Linked DNA regions of Homo sapiens: region 1 is linked to region 2. The links are chromatin contacts, found by Hi-C or POLR2A ChIA-PET in ENCODE. All regions are on one chromosome and are shown on one strand. Each heading gives the region's core, a stretch centred on a gene start or an enhancer-like site at or near the end of the contact. The rest is flanking DNA. Distances are from core to core; before and after follow the strand shown.

Region 1 (2,700 bases), core at 194-2,693, 41 kb after region 2:
GGGGTGAGGCAGGAGGGCCCAGGTGTGCACACAGGCCCCTCCTCCTGTCACCTGGCTGTCCTGCTTGGGGCTCTCCTGCCAGCCTCCTTCTGCCTTCCTCCTGTTCCCGCAGTCACTGGCCCAGGTCACCCGGCCTCAGGGGTGGTGCTGCCAGGGACTTCCCAGTGGCCTCCTCCTAGGACTAACCTGAGCTCCTGCCCCCAGCCCTGTACATGGGAGGCTTTTCTCACACACAGATCCCTGGGCCCACCAAGCTATTCCCCTCCCAAATCTGAGAACTGCCCACCCCCGTGTGACTGTTGTCCTGCCGACCACCCTTCATGTAGCCCCTCCTGGACAGAGGCTCTAGTGCATCAGGCCAGAACCTTTTGGCTCCTGTGTCCCTGCTCAGTCACAGAGATGGCTGCCATCCCATGTCCCTGTCCTGAAGCATAGTCAGGCCCTGGGCTTGGTCCAGGCCTCCTCCCCTTTCCCACAGCCTCAGGACCCTGGTGATTGATGGTCACCAGGTGAAGGTCTCCCCACATGAAGACTGTGTGGAGTGGGAGGTCTGTGCCTATTTTTCTCATTCATTGGGGAATGGGCTGAGTGGCTGGGGGCAAAGTGGGACTCAGGGGCTCTGCCCAGTCCTTACTGCAGGCTAAGCCCTCCCTTGCGGCCAAGAGCCACTGGGCCCTCCACCTCCCTCTGGCTTCTACCCGCAGATCTAGATGGTTTCATGGTGACTCAGAGGAGGATGCACTCGGGCGTCCCTTTTGAGGATGGCTGCAGGGACCATCCAGGGACTGAGCCGAGGTGCAGATACAGCCACGGATTTGGGTGTTGTTAGACACAGAAGGGTGTGTAGCAAAGTGAGCCCCACGCATGCGTAGACTCTTCCCTCGGCTTCTGCTCTCCATGGAAACACAACTGATCACATCATGATTGATCACGGTAGCCCTCTAGGGCTTTCTTTCTTTTCTTTTTTTTTTTTTCCAGAAGTCATAAAGGGATATAGAATATACTCAAAGACCACCTCATGCTTTTAGTGGAGAGGCAAAAAAGGTTCGCTCCGGAATGGGGAAGCGGCTGCGCCCTGGACGGAGAGGGGCGGGGACTTCGCGACTGCAGGCGGAGGGAGGGCGGGTGTCGCTGGCGCAGGCGGTGACAGGGAGACACCGCCGCCACTGAGTATTCCTATGCAAGTTTCTTCATCTTCCTGTGCATCAGTGTTTACACTGGGGTAATGATAAATGCTGTGTTGAAAAATTATTTGATGGGGCCATGGAAGGAACGGAAGGAACGGCGTCCTGGCCCGCTCGGGGCCCGCGCACGCCGCCACCAAGCCGCGGGGGCGGGTCGGAGGGGAGAGTTGCGTCAGCCAGGCCGCTGTCAGATGACGAGCCCGGGGCGTGACGGGGTGGAGCATCCCCAAAAAAGTGCATGCCTAGGATCCCGCCCAGTGTATCCCTGCGCGCGGCGGGCCGGGCTGGGCAGCTTTATAAACAGCCGTGGTGTGAGCCTCGAAGGGAACCATCAGCGCCTCCTGTCCACGGAGCTCCAGGTCTACAATGGCAGCGGCCGCCAGCCCCGCGTTCCTTCTGTGCCTCCCGCTTCTGCACCTGCTGTCTGGCTGGTCCCGGGCAGGATGGGTCGGTGAGTTCGGGGATGTAGCCTAAGCAGGGCGGGGGCCAAACCTGGGAGGTTGTGGACTGCAGCGGGTTTCAGAGGAGGGGAGGCTTCTGGAAGGACCGGCGCGATCTCCCTGAACGAACATCGCGGTCTCCCCGAACGTCGCGGTCCCTCCGAACGTCGCGGTCTCCCCGAACATCGCGGTGCCCCCGAACATCGCTGTCTCCCCGAACATCGCGATCTCCCCGAACATCGTGATCTCCCCAGACATGCCCAGCTGAAGGCACTCAGTTCCCCTCGGTGGCTCCTTTCCGCCGGGTCCGCTTCCTGCGGCTGCTGCTTGCCCCTCAGGCCAGGAGGTTTCTGGAAGGACCGGTGCTGTCTCCCCGAACATCGTGGTCTCCCCGAACATCGCGGCCTCTCCGAACATCGCCCTCTCTCCGAGCAACGCGATCTCCCCGAACATCGCGGTCTCCCCGAAAATCGCGATCTCCCCGAACATTGCCATCTCACCGAACATCGCGATCTCGCCGAACATGCCCGGCTGAAGGCACTCAGTTCCCCTCCGCGGCTCCTTTCCGCCGGGTCTGATTCCTGCGGCTGCTGCTTGCCCCGCAGGCCAGGAGGCTTCTGGTAGCACCGGCGCGATGCCCCCGAACATCGCGTTCTACCCCAACATCGCGATCCCTCCGAACATCGTGATCCCCCCCGAACATCGCCGTCCCCCCGAGTAACGCGGTCTCCCCGAACATCGCGGTCCCCCCGAACATCGCGGTACCCCCGAACATCGCCGTCTCCCCGTACATTGCGATCCCCCGAAACATTGCGATCTCCCCGAACATCGCGATCTCGCCGAACATGCCCGGCTGAAGGCACTCAGTTCCCCTCCGCGGCTCCTTTCCTCCGGGTCCGCTTCCTGCGGCTGCTGCTTGCCCCATAGGCCAGGAGGCTTCTGGGTGGACCAGCGCGATCTCCCCGAATATCGCGGTCTACCCGAACATCGCGGCCTCCCCGAACATCGCGGTCTCCCCGAACATCGCGATCCCCCAGAACATCGCGGCCTCCCCGAACATCGCGGTCTCCCCGAAC
Region 2 (2,700 bases), core at 7-2,506:
CCCCTCATCTAGGGTCAGCAACCTAGGACAGGGTCCAAATCTGGTCCCCCCTATTTGAAGGTTGCCATTGCCTGCTGTTGCTCTGCAAAGGGACAGGACTGGACACTGAGACGGAGAACCCAAGGCCTGCAAAGATCACAGGGCATCCTTCCTCCCTTTCTAGAAAGGGTTTGCTGACCCCTGTCTACACACTGACTATTCTCTATGATGCTGGCGCCCCAGTAGGAAGAACAGGCAGGTCTGGGCCCCAAGGGCAGAAGTGGGTGCCTCTACTCACCAGAGTTCCCAGGGTCATCCTGGAGGAAATGGTGCTTCCCATCCCCCCTGCACAGGTTCTGTGGGGAGCTTGGGGTGTGTTTGCTGGGGTGTGTCCTCAGGCAAGAGGCAGAAGGTGTCACGTGGTGTAAGAGGTCGCGAGGGCCCCTTCATGGATGGGGAGACCTCTGGGGTGACCAGCTGGGCTGAGGTGGGGAGTAAGAGGATGTTACCTGGGTGGTGGCAGTGGATGGTGAGGGGAGGGTGGGAAGTGTCTGCTGAGCCGCTGGGTGCAGGTGAGTGTCTACAGGAAAGTGCAGGGAAAAATTCAAGGGCACGCAGCCCTGGGGGTGCTGGAAGGTTTGTGTGGTTGAGAGCGGGTGAGAACAGAGCAGGCTGGTGGCTGGTGGGAGTGTCTGTGATTGTGTCCCTGTGCAACCCCACTTCACCCCTGTCCTGACCCCAGCTCGGATTCTGGGGGCTCTGGTTTCTCCTTCCCGAGGGCGGGTGGGACTGCCGGGCTGCACTAGGGATCCCCGCTCCACGTCGCCCTCTGCAGCCCTCTGGCCCCTCCACTCTCCGGGGGTTCCTTTCCAGCCTCCTCTCTGACCAGCTCCTCCCCTCGGAGGATAAGTAGCCTCTGGGAACGGACCCGGCGGGAAGGAGACGCGGAGGGAAACTGAGCGGGGGCGCAGTCCGGGGTGATCGCACGGGTCCTTCCAGAAGCCTCCCCTCCTCTGAAGCCCACAGTCCACAGCCCCCCACGGTTGGCCTCCGCCCCGCTTAGGCTCCATCCCCGAACTCACCGGCCAGCCCGGTCCTGCACCAGCTGGACAGCAGGAGCAGAAGCGGGAGGCGTAGAAGGAACGCGGGGCTGGCGGCCGCTGCCATTGGGGAGTTGGATCGCAGGGGACAGCAGAAGCGAAGCCCAGCCCGTGGATCACCTGGCGGCTCGCAGGCTGTCTGAATGCAGCCCGTCTGAATGCAGCCCTAAACTCCAGTAAGCCCTAAACTCTAGCACTCCTTCTGCCCCGCCCCTCGGAGGAAACACACCCCCTTTGCTGAGCCGCTAGCCAATCAGGTGTCTCTCAGCCAAGTTGCTCATCCAAGTCTACCCCACTTTCTACTGCAGCGCTCGCGCACTTCCCCCTGCTTCAGCCAGTCAGACTTTGCTGGCTGCCTGCCCGGGACCAGTCCTGCCAAAGGCTTCTTTCCATGACCCCCTCATGTAATCATCACCGCAATTTTTTCATTTTGTATTAATCCAATGTGGATACCGATGCACAGAAAGGTGAAGAAAATGCACAGAAGTGTTCAGCCGCGACAGGGTCTCCCTGTCCTCGCCTGTACCTGCGACACCCGCCTTCCCTCTCCCTGCGTTGCAGAGTGCTCCCAACCCACCGTCCTGTGCGCAGATCCAAGCCCAGTCCCATCCCCGCGGCCTCATCCCAAATCCCGAGTGGACGTGGTTATAGCCTGGGCTAGGTTTGTTTGTTTGGTTGGTTGGTTTTTCTTTCTTTTCTTTTTTTTCTTCGTGACAGAGTCTCGCTCTGCCGCCCAGGCTGGAGTGCAGCGGCGCGATCTGGGTTCGCTGCAACCTCTGCCTCGCGAATTCAAACGATTCTCCTGCTTCAGCCTCCCAAGTAGCTGGGACCACAGGTGCGCGCCACCAAGCCCGGTTAAGTTTTGTATTTCAGTGGGGACGGGGTTTCACCATGTTGCCCAGGCTGGCTTTGGACTCCTGGGCTCAAGTGATCGGCCCGACACGGCCTCTCAAAGTGCTGAGATCACAAGGGTGAGCCACCACGCCTGGCCCGGGGCTAGATTTTATTACAGAAGCACCAGGTCTTCAGAAGCTTCAAAGAAGATATTGTACACTAAACAATTGGTTAAGATAGTAAATTTTATGTTCTACTTTTTTACCAAAATTAAACAGCTTTAAAAATTATCTTAAAAATATGTGTCTTGCTGGGATCTGCCCAATTCGGATTGGCAAAAAGACTCTGCTCATTAAAATCTTTGCATTTTAATGCAAAGCATTGAAAACCTTGTCTCTAAAATCACAACCTGTGAGGCACCTTGCTGATTTAGAAAGCACATCAGAGAGATTGACCCTGAGCTCCCCTTAGAACAGTGCCCCACCAGGTGTGGGGATGGCCCAGGGGACTCAGCAGAGCAGGTTCAAATGAAAGCTCCCCATAGCTACTAACTGCCAGCGCTTGCTTTGGGCCTGTTCCCCCTGGGCAAGGACCAGCCATCCTTCCAAGCCGCGCACAAATACCCCCTCCCATGTGTGTCCCTCATCTTCCCACATGAAGGAACACCCTCCTGCTCCCTGAGGCCTGGATCCACAGTGATGGAGCGTATCCGGATCTCCCTGTGTGACAAATGCTCACACATTTCTTTGCTTCTCTACTAGAAGCATGAGGTCTTTGAGACTATACT

What was found. Hi-C counts contacts between places; a loop is a spot of excess contacts on that map. ChIA-PET counts read pairs that join two places held with the same protein, here RNA polymerase II (POLR2A). Pooled maps may share reads with other maps.
Region 1: a loop to region 2 is called in a pooled map, with 2.5 times the contacts of the local background. The contact joins the promoter of ULBP1 here to the promoter of RAET1G in region 2. A Hi-C loop is called at or near these places in 8 of 168 maps with a recorded cell type or tissue (B cell, CD4-positive, alpha-beta T cell, CD8-positive, alpha-beta T cell and 4 more), 11 of 37 single-sample maps with no recorded cell type and 18 of 50 pooled maps. POLR2A ChIA-PET finds 5 or more read pairs at or near these places in 3 of 52 experiments (BJ, H1 and HEK293).

What each region holds. Positions count from the first base shown.
Region 1 is chr6:149,962,500-149,965,199 of GRCh38, forward strand. ULBP1 (UL16 binding protein 1) reads left to right here and starts at 1,444. Exons shown (of 5, transcript NM_025218.4): 1 at 1,444-1,635. The coding sequence starts at 1,551. RefSeq lists an enhancer at 1,780-2,319.
Region 2 is chr6:149,921,865-149,924,564 of GRCh38, forward strand. RAET1G (retinoic acid early transcript 1G) reads right to left here and starts at 1,257. Exons shown (of 5, transcript NM_001001788.4): 1 at 1,062-1,257. The coding sequence starts at 1,146.